2 separate regions of the Homo sapiens genome follow, and region 1 is linked to region 2. Evidence: read pairs that join two places in POLR2A ChIA-PET (ENCODE). Cell type or tissue: K562. All regions are shown on one strand. Each heading gives the region's core, and the rest is flanking DNA. Links, peaks and the distances in the headings are about the cores only. Region 1 overlaps HEMGN (hemogen). Region 2 overlaps ANP32B (acidic nuclear phosphoprotein 32 family member B).

What was found. Peaks named below come from ENCODE experiments on the same cell type or tissue, not always from the same donor. Only the 100,000 strongest peaks of a DNase experiment are listed, where the experiment ranks them.
Region 1: POLR2A ChIA-PET joins it to region 2 with 5 read pairs; 26 of 35 experiments call an interaction of 5 or more read pairs at or near these places.

Annotation. Positions count from the first base shown.
Region 1 is chr9:97,931,575-97,936,958 of GRCh38, reverse strand. It overlaps HEMGN (hemogen), which reads left to right. Exons shown (of 4, transcript NM_197978.3): 2 at 695-788. Among named protein-coding and RNA genes, the nearest start is that of HEMGN, 3.9 kb to the left of the region's middle. In K562, for the core only: no CTCF peak of the experiment used is centred there; no DNase peak of the experiment used is centred there; H3K4me3 peaks cover 4,040 bases.
Region 2 is chr9:97,987,991-97,993,374 of GRCh38, reverse strand. All of the region lies in intron 1 of ANP32B (acidic nuclear phosphoprotein 32 family member B), which reads right to left. It overlaps LOC124902225 (a long non-coding RNA gene), which reads right to left. Exons shown (of 2, transcript XR_007061685.1): 2 at 1,681-4,409. Among named protein-coding and RNA genes, the nearest start is that of ANP32B, 7.3 kb to the right of the region's middle. In K562, for the core only: no CTCF peak of the experiment used is centred there; DNase peaks (open chromatin) are centred at 2,934 and 3,655; H3K4me3 peaks cover 549 bases.

The DNA of each region.
Region 1 (5,384 bases), core at 83-5,082, 56 kb after region 2:
CAGCAGAAACTTTTTTGATCAAACCCTTAATTTTCCAAAGAACTTGAAAAAACACCGTTCTAAGGAAAAAATACCAAAGAAAAGCTATATGCAATGAATATGCTTATTATAATTTGATATACAAGGCAAAGATAACTAGCAACAATCTAAATGCTCAATCCAAGAGGAATGATTGGGTAAATGAGAGTACATCAACTAGACTATGTATCACATTGTCATTAAAATTATCATTATGAAGACTACGTCATGGAAAATAGTTCTAATATAACGCTAGCTTAATAAAAAGATTAAAATTGTGGTATGCTATTCTTACAACTTTGTGTAATATAAAGACTGGATAGAAGTGAGGAATAAAATGAAAACAAGTTATCATGTTAAAGACAGCAAAATATGGCTACTTTTTTCATTATTTGTACAATATATAAAATTACTTTGAAGAAATTAATAGGTTGGTAGCACACTTATGTACAAATACTATGTAGGAGTAGGTCTCTGACCTTTTCATTCAAAAACATTTGCTGAATGTCTGCTTCCAGGCTTTCTCTGGAGATACAAGGATAAATGAGATGCAGTCCTTGTCCTCAAAAAGCTAGGAGAAAAACCTAGAACAGAGACTCTGCCACTTGGCTACAGGACTTTTGCTGATAGACACCACAGTTCATCACTTTTTCTAATCACTTTCATTTTATTACAGAAGTCATTGGAACCTGGAGTTTGAGAAACAGAGAACTACTTAGAAAAAGAAAAGCTGAAGTGCATGAAAAGGAAACATCACAATGGCTATTTGGGTATGGTAGCATCACAAGGGAAAGGGAACTAATATATTTATTGAGGATGTTATGCATAAAGTAGTGCTGTGCACTTTACACACTGTATTTTATCTTTCCAACAATCCTGTAAATCAGACATGGTTATCCCTATTTTACAGAAAAACAGAGACTAAGCCTCCAGTGAGTTACACCTCTTGCCTAAAGTCACACACACAGCTGGTAAAATGGTGGGAACAGAATTTTTTCCCTGGTCTCTTTTAATTAAAGCACTGAGCAACCGAATTATATTGTAGAGAAGCCTGGCGTTTAGCTCCTAGGTAATATAAACATAGAAGCATCCTGTTGGGAGTGGGAAACATCATTGAAGAAGCCTCCAAGATTGTTCGCCAAGCTTTCTATTAGCTAAATCTTTACTGAATGAGTGTGATTAACTCTCCATGGAATAAGCCAAAACATTCGCTGTAAATGAGTGACAAAGAGTTTAGATAACCTGTATGTTCACCTGTATGTAAATGCAGGAAGGGGGTACAATAACATGACTGTAAATTAGGCGACATCTAATTGCATCCATTTCAAATATGATTGTGGAAACTGGGGACTTGCTTGCTTGGAAGGGGAGCCCAAAGAGCCAAAAGTGCAGCATCCATCTAAGCCAAAGTGTCTCCACCTTGGCACTGCTGACACTGGGGGCAGGAGAACTTCCTGTTGTGTGGGGGGCTGGCTTGTGCACTGCAGATGTTTTGTAGCATTTTCTGGCCTCTAGATGCCAACAGCACCTTCCACCCCAGCTGTGACAACAAAATGTCTCCAAACATTGTCAAAAGTCTTCTGGGGTGGGGTTGGGGGAAGACAGGCAAAATCATCCCCAGTTGAGAACCACTAATTTAAGCAAAGCACTCTTCCTAAGAAAGGGCATTTTCCAATCCCCAAACCCCGCTGTGGACTGAGCACTGTCTGTTCTGCTACAACAGATGTTTCTATAACACCAAGTTCACATACGATTGATAAATAGGAGAATGATGTCAGTATAATGTGGGGGTTGTGTTGGTTCATGATTTTTTCCTAGTCAGAAGAAAGCAGAATAGTGGGAAGAGAATTAAAGCTTTCAGCTGGAAAGAAAAAGCCTTCAGCTTGGCTGTTGTATAAGCAGGATTCTTTTCAGCCAGCATCCAGGGTTCCCTCCTCAGAGAGGCACAACACCAGCCTTGCGCAGCTCTCCATCAAGTGGCAGCTTGCACTTCCCTCCTGTGCCCAACTTAACGGCAACCCCGCTGGCTCAGAGCTCAGGTCTCAGCAGCTTCAAGCCTGCAATTACACTATATTTGCATTTACTATCCCCTGAGGCAGCCTCCAGCCACAGTAAACTGCTTGTCTAGACCATCCAAGTTCTCTCTCCTGGTACCAATTATTGTTTTAGTTAGTGTTAAAATGTTGCAAGGGTTTTGAATCATTTGTCCCAAGCCTATTTGCCCCACCTCCATAACCACTGTAACTTTATAGAGGATGATTTTGCAGAAAGTGAGGTTTTTTTAGGAACACGTGTATCATTTTACAGTAGAAATATTTGTATTAGGGTCCTGTGGCAGGTCTATTGAAGATTATCCAATTAGCTCCCAAATTCCATACCACTAAGCAATCTTCCAATCATTACTTGGCTTCCCAAGTACTTATCTACAGAGACGGTGCATTTGTTTGGGAGCCCAGAACCCAGGTATTCTCCTCCCCTCCCCTCCCCCCTCCCCTCCCCTCCCCCTCCTCTCCCCCATCCCCTCCTCTCTCCTCCCCTCTCCTCTCCTTTTCTTTTTTCTCTTTCTCTCATTCATTCATTCATTCACTCGTTTTGAGACAGAGTCTCACTCTGCTGCCCAGGCTGGAGTGCAGTGGCACAATCTCGGCTCACTGCAACCTCTGCCTCCCAGGTTCAAGTGACTCTCCTGCCTCAGCTCCCAAGTAGCTGGGAATACAGGCACTGGCCACCACGCCCAGCTAGTTTTTGTATTTTTTAGTAGAGACGGGGTTTCGCCATGATGGCCAGGCTGGTCTGGAACTCCTGGCTTCAAGTGATTCGCCCACCTTGGCCTCCCAAAGTGCTGGGATTACAGGCGTGAGCCACTGTGCCCAGCCAGTCCAGGTATTTTCTACTATGTGACTTTGTATGTCTGTTCATTTAAAAATTGGTCTTTAGGTTTATATGTCAGTCTCCTTAAATCTGCTTGATGAGCTCTGCCCCTGATAAATGGAGGTAGTCTCAGTGTGCTAACAGAATCAGGTTTCTGGGCTTGCTGGGCTGAGGGTATTCACTCAAATGGATAACACCTTAGTGAGCCTCTTGGCAGCTGGCTGGACTTGCTCTGGTGATACATCTCTATAATGCTAAGGCCTGTGCCCTCTTTTCTCACTACAACACACCATACAGTGAAACTTTATTAGTTTCAGAGAGAGGCAGCAGAGTGCATGGTTATGAGCCTGGCTGTTAAAGCCAGAATGACTAGATTCGTAGCCTGGCTCCCCTACTTGGTAGCCAGAGCCCTTGGAAATATTATGGAAAATAAATAATTCTCATTATAAACGAATAGATTGGCACTCTGGTTTATATACTAGTCTCTTTGCATTTAGTCTGTGTGTATTACTTCACTACCCCTGAGTAAACTCATACTCAGGGTTTCTAGACCTGCAATCCAGGCACGGCTCCTTATCTGTGCAGCCTGCAGGTGGATAATGTATATGGCTTGATTATCAAATACAAGTGTTGGGCAAGTTACTCAACATCTCTGTGTTTCAGTTTTGTCATTTGCAAAATGAAAATAATAACTACCTACTTCATAGACTGATGTGAAGATTATATGAGATAACAAAATAACTAAATTATTTAAACGGTGCCTGACATATACAAGCACTATAAGTGTTTCCTGTATTCATATGAGTCCTAATTTATATTTGAATAATTCATTCATGTAAGTTATTATATATAATTCTTATAACCACCACATGAAATTGGGCCGATATTATTTACCTCATTTCACTTACAAGGAAACCAAGGCATGTAGAGGTTAAGTGACTTGCCCACAACCATGAGAGAGTACAGACTAAAGTTTAGGCCACATAGGTATTTTTTGCATTTTTTGAAAAACTACCTGGGAAGACATGGACTATTACATTACTCAGATCTCCTCATACAGAGATTTAAATAACAACTTCTTTAGGATTTAATATCTAGGAAAAAATATGTGTTTCCTAAGGAACTTGGATTACTATTAATATCTTTTTCAAAAAATTTATCAGAATTTTATGATTTATCTTGTCACCTTGGTTACTTGTAGTAATAGTTCAAAATGCTGAGGTGCCATAACCATCATCTTTAGATTTCCTTTTTTTTTTTTTTTTTGAGACAGAGTCTCATTCTGTCACCCAGGCTGGAGTGCAGTGGCACAATCTCAGCTCACTGCAACCTCCATCTCCTGGGTTCAAGCGATTCTCTTGCCTCAGCCTCCCAAGTAGCTGGGATTACAGACGCGCACCACCATGCCTGGCTAATTTTTGTATTTTTAGTAGAGACGGGGTTTCACTATGTTGGCCAGGCTGGTCTTGAACTCCTGATCTCGTGATCCACCAGCCTCGGCCTCCCAGAGTGCTGGGATTACAGGCGTGAGCCAACGCACCCGGCCTAGATTTCCTTTTTTAAATATAATTTTCAATATTATTTTAGACTGCTCTGTTACATCTATACCTTTTTTTCTTTTTTTCTATAGCCTCATATTAGAAGTGAACATATATACTTTTTTGGTATTGACTTCAAACTGTGTTTGGTGAGGTAATCTTTTAAAAACACTTTTTTACAACGGAAATTTCAAACATACACAAAAAATGGAACAGGGTATACTTTTTTTAAATATGCAAGGAACGATGGGCACTATAAAGATGTAAAAAACACTGGTTTTTATCTCCAAAGACTGTCTAAAATGTTTACTAAAAGAAATACAGTTTCTTCAGAAATAACTACAGTATGAGGCAGCCTACATTCCTTGCCTTTAGCATGGTACACCCAATAAGTCCTATAGGAGTGCTAAGCTGGGAGAGCATTTTAGTCCTGTAGTCTCTTAGAGAAGGCTCCATGGAGCGGGTAGCATGAAACAGAATTTCAGTAGATTTAGAAAAATGATGAAATGCTTATTTATAGTACTTCCCCCAGCCCCCAGCCCCCAGCCCATCTGTATTAGCCATCTGTATTTGGTTGTATTTGCAGTGCCTAACAATTTGTCACTGGCTGCAATTACCATGCATATCCTTTCATCTTCTAGATCTTTAATTTATTAATTAGGAATAGGTATAATATGGCCACTCATGCCTATCTACCTGACTTCTTAACTTCAAGAAGTGCTTTTGCAGCTTTTGACCCCTTACAGTATACCTCATTTGATATATACTGTAGCAACTTAGAATTCTTTACACAAAATAATGTATTTGATAATCAAGCCATATACAGCATCCACCTGCAGGCTGCACAGACGAGGAGCTGTGCCAGGTCTAGAAACTCGATTTGTATGAGTTTACTCAGGGGTAGGGAAGTAACACACAAAGACTAAATGCAAAGAGACTAGTGTATAAACCAGAATG
Region 2 (5,384 bases), core at 209-5,208:
TATTAACAGTGTCCTCATCCTCTCATACAAAATCCAATGATGCTACTCTAGTAATTGCTATCAATTATAGAGTACTTAATCATTTATTCTTTTTACCACCACTCTCCTTCCCCCATTTACAGAGAAGGAAACAGATTTCAAGTCAGCAATGCCCACAACATAGTAAGTGCCTAACCGCTTCTCACTACCCTGTCTACTTCCTCTTCAGAAGCCAGGCATCCTTTTTACTCTTTACATCCACTTACTTCTTCCTTCCTTCCACTTTTCTTTAGGTATCTCTGCCATTCTTCCCTTTTCTGATAAGAAATGGGCACATCTGAAAACTTAATAGGTCAACTCTGACAAAAGCTGGGCTCTGGAGACATATGCCGGGGGTTGAATCCTGGTTCACCTCTGCCACTCAGAACTTGTGCGACCTTGTGCGAGTCACTTAACTTCTCTGTGCCTCAGTTTCCCATAAAGTGGAGATAATAGTACCTACCTCATGAAGTTGTAGAGACTAGGGCTTGGAACATTATAAATGCCCAGAAAGTAACCTCTGGGTAAAGGGAATGGGAAATGTCAGTGACCTTTGCTGTTTACTTTACTTATATCTGTACTAAGTTTTTTACAACCATGTATTTATTCTGTATTAAAAAGCAACTAAACATAAAACCAACGAACCATTAAAATTTTAAAAAGGTCGACTGTCATCACCCACCAATGTAAACAGTATACTGCAATACAATTAAAATGTTCCCATTTAGCTTGGGAGAGTTTCTATAATTTTATCCAAAATAATCCAAAAACGTTATACAAAATACACCAATATGCCAAAAGTGAAGTGAAGAAGAATTAAGAGTTAGCCACACTGCCTCTCAGCTCACAGAGTGAAATCACCTCTTAAAGACATTTCTTTCAACTTGCAAAATTCCACTTGAACCACTGCAAGGCGTCATCAGAAAGTATCACAGGACTCAAATGCAGGTTAAAAAATGTTTTTGCTGGCTGGGCGTGGTGGCTCATGCCTGTAATCCCAACACTCCTGGGAGGTCAAGGCGGGCGGATCATCTAAGGTCAGGAGTTCAAGACAGCCTGGCCAACACAGTGAAACCCCATCTCTACTAAAAATACAAAAATAAGCCAGGCATGGTGGCGTGTGCCTGTAATCCCAGCAACTTGGGAGGCTGAGGCAGGAGAATTGCTTGAACCTGGGAGGCAGAAGTTGCAGTGAGCTGAGAATGTGCCACTGCACCCCAGCCTCGGTGAAAAAGGAGACTCCATCTCAAAAAGAAAAAGAAAAAAAAAGTCACCGCTAGACTAAGCTTCATGATGACAGGATCATGTATATTCTGGTTACCACTATATCACTGTGTAAGAGCCTACATAACTGCGGAATGAGGAAAAAAACGGTCACAGGTTTGTCAGCAATATTGTACAGAGGTTTGTGTCACAATTGTGGGGGACTAAGATGAAAACCTGGACATAAAAGGGACCAACTTTCTGATCACAGAGTATTTTTTAAGAAAGCACAGTGTGTGGATATATTATAAATCACTTTACAATCCTTCGTGTTGAACATTTGTGCTCAATTTTCCCTACTATAAATAATGCCATATCTTTACTTAAAATGTCTTCTGTATTTAGGACTGTGTTTTCAGAATCCATTGCTAAGTGAAAGAATACAAACATCTGAGTGTGTTATTAGTTAAGAGTTCTTTATTTAAAATGTCAACTTCTCTTTTAAATGAGTAGTTCATTTTAACTGCCACAAAATTATTTTCTGATTTATTTGACTGTTACTTTTTGTAACCTCTCGATTACGGAAATTCTGGCTATTTGCATTTATCTTGTTCTTGAGGATATCTTCTATTTTTTTTACCCTAAGTGAGGAAAAAATAAATACCCCAGCAGAAACACTAACGAAGGACAGACAAGCTCTAAAAGACACAAATAGCCAACACTAAAAAAAACTGTTCAAGGCCAGGTGCAGTGGCTAGTGCCTACAATCCCAGTATTTTGGGAGGCAGAAGTGGGAGGACCACCTGAGCCCAGGAGTCCAAGAGTCACCTGGGCAACATAGGGAGACCCTGTCTCTACAAAAAATAAATAATTATCTGGGCATGGTGGTGCATGCCTGTGGTCCGAGCTACTTGAGAGGCTGATGCAGGAGGATCACTTGAGCCCAGGAGGTCCAGGTTGCAGTGAGCCATTATCATGCCACTATGCTCCAGCTTGGGCCACAGAGACCCAGTTAAAAAAAAAAAAAGTTTGGCTGGGCACGGTGGCTCACGTCTATAATCCCAACCACTTTGGGAGGCTGAGGCGGGCAGATCACCTGAGGTCAGGAGTTTGAGACCAGCCTGGCCAACCTGGCGAAACCCCATCTCTACTAAAAATACAAAAAAATGTGCCGGGCATGGTGGTGTGCACCTGTAGTCCCAGCTACTCGGGAGGATGAGGCAGGAGAATGCTTGAACCCGCGAGGCGGAGGGTTGCAGTGAGCCAAGATTGCGCCACCGCACTCCAGCCTGGGCACCAGAGCAAGATTATGTCTCAAAAAAAAAAAAAAAAAAAAAAAGGTTCAACTGTAAGCAGTAAAAGTGCATATTAAAAATGAGGTATCATTCTACTCTTGTTGGAGGAGGGACAGCTCCTTCAAGAGAGATGGCTAGGATGGACACAGATGTAGGTGAGTTTGTTAAGTGAGAATGAGAAGTTCAGGAAATGAATACCTGAGACCTTTAATTGCCTCTACCAGTAAGAGGCAATAAGATATACTGGGATAAATAGGGCAGAGAGTTGTTGGGCTAGGCAGAAAAGGCAAGTCCCTTGACTTTTCCAGAAAGGCTGAGAATGTAAAGAAACATGCCACCCCAAGAACAGAACGCCAGAAGCATACTGAGAAGATGAGTCACTGGGGAATAAGCACAGAGGAGAATGGGAATTACTGCATAAAGCAGAGACCACTGGAGGGCCCCACTTAGGGCTGTACCCAAGGATAGCAGGTCTAAATGTTCCATCAGCCAACTTCAAGGTTGTTGAAAGTTCTTAACAGGACCTTGATGAAAGGTATTCTGAGCTCGGATATTGTTTCAATGGCAGAAAAGTGGCATTTGAGGTGCAGAAAAAGTGTATTTACATGTGCAACACACATACACAGGTGCACTCACACTCAGTGATAACTGAGTAGTTAGAATTTAGGGCTTATATACCTAACTTAGAAGAGGAAAGGACAGCAGGAGAAAAACCTTTTGGGAAGAACAGATTTCTTTAGGGAACACAAATGGTATTTTCAGAACAAATGAGAGATCAAGTTTACAATGTCTGTCTACATAGGTATGAGTGGTCTTTCTTTTCTTAGGGCCAAAAGACTACCCCTCCAACCCCTACCAGAGGTTTACTCTTGGCCTCTCTCCTGGGAACAGACTCACTCCAAAGGGAGAATTTATGTCAGCCCTCGTTTGTGACATGTATTTGCTTTTAGCCAGATAAACTCCAAGTAGGCTTCTCTCTGCATCTGTTGAATCTCAAATCTCTTCAGTTTAAAACAATCTTTATATCAACTCTGGGGTTCTCAGTGGATCTCCACAGAGGTAACTAAGCCTCATCTCTTTTCATTCCTTCCTGGGTATAGAGATCTAGACTGCCTTGCAAAGGAGATAACAGCTTTGGAAGAGTGTAGTTGAGACAGTGAGTGGAGCTGGGGTCAAGATGATCCCACAGCTTCCCAATCTAGATTCAGAATAAACCAGAGGTCCTAATCAAAGGAGAAAAGGCCCTAGTTTCTTCTTATATCTCAAATCCTCCCAGAGCTGCTATCTAATGAAGAAAGTTAGGCAGGCACTTGTTCATTTGTGCTTAAATCTGAGGGATCTATTTGATCCAAGAGTTAACTGGCCTTCTGCTTGAAGATGGACAGTTTAACTTTTGGGGCCAAATTCACTCCTCTTCTTCCCTCATGCTCCAATTAAACTTGCCTTTTCTCAAACACAAATTTAAGGTAAACACTTAAAAATGAAAAATCCATACTACCTCCTACTTAACTCATATTTGTTTTCTACAGTTACCAGCAAACAGTAGTTTCCTACTACTTTTTCATTGAAAAATTTGAACTATATTGCAGCCAAATACCTTTTCAGATCTGACTGGAGGATATAACAATGATTTATAACACTACCTCTATGAAAAACAAAACACATTTTAAGTTCTAAATGGCAAAATGCCTATGAGGTCCTTCTTTAAGTTATGATGAGTCTAGGTCATGGGAATATCCCTGGGGATTGGAGCTGGGGGCCACAGGAGATGGAAACATTTTTTTTCCTTTCATTCTCTTCAATTTGCTCATTTGCCACTCCCCTAGCTATTATGAAAAAAGATCAACTTTACCTAACTGGTGGGGCGATGCTCTCCAATTATACCAGCTGTCTCTGCCATAAAAGGAGGAAAGGGTATGGAGGAATTAAAGATCTTTCTGAGTTGTCAATTCTTTTAATTAGAACAATACTGGTTATTATGGTAAGTGAAATAATCCCAAAATATAGAAAGTAATTCCTGCCATCCTTGCAATTTCCATTCTTCTGAGTTAACCAGTATTCAAATCTTCTACCCATTATTTTAAAATAATGTTTCTAAATTAATAGAACTTTTTATTATTTTATTTTTATTTTTGAGATGGAGTCTCGCTCTTTTGCCTATGCTGGAGTGAAGTGGTGTTATCTTGGCTCACTGCAAACTCTGTCCCCGGGGTTCAAGCAATTCTCCTGCCTCAGCCTCCAGAATAACTGGGATGACAGGTGCCTGCCACCACACCTGGCTAATTTTTGTATTTTTAGTAGAGACGGGGTTTCGCCATGTTGCCCGGTCTGGTCTTGAATCCCTGACCTCAGGTGACCCACCCTCCTCTGCCACCCAAAGTGCTAGGATTATAGGCACGAGCCACTGTGCCCAGCCTGGAACGGATCTCTATTAGTGGTTCTCCAATGTGTTTAGGTAGCACGACTGCTGGCATTAAGGAAGGAAACACCAATATTCTACTGGTGGGTATTTAAAGACGGGAACCATTCTGAAAAGCAATCTGGCAGATGGAAAAAAAAATCACATTATAAGATGCTCATTTCAGCAGTATTTAAAACAGCCAAAATCCCTGTGAACAACCTGAGAGGGATGTTTAAATTATGATCTATGCAGACATTAATAATGAGTCTATAAAATAAGGACACACACAAAGATGTTGACTGTATTTTTTTTCTAAAAAAAAAAGCAACAAGCTAGCTAGCATTTGGATTATTTGCATGAACCAAGTTTAGAAAAAATTTAAACATTCTGGTAGACTATAATACACTAAAGTGTCTAGATGGTACGTTAGGCATGTATGATGTCTATCTTCTTTTTGCTTGTCTATA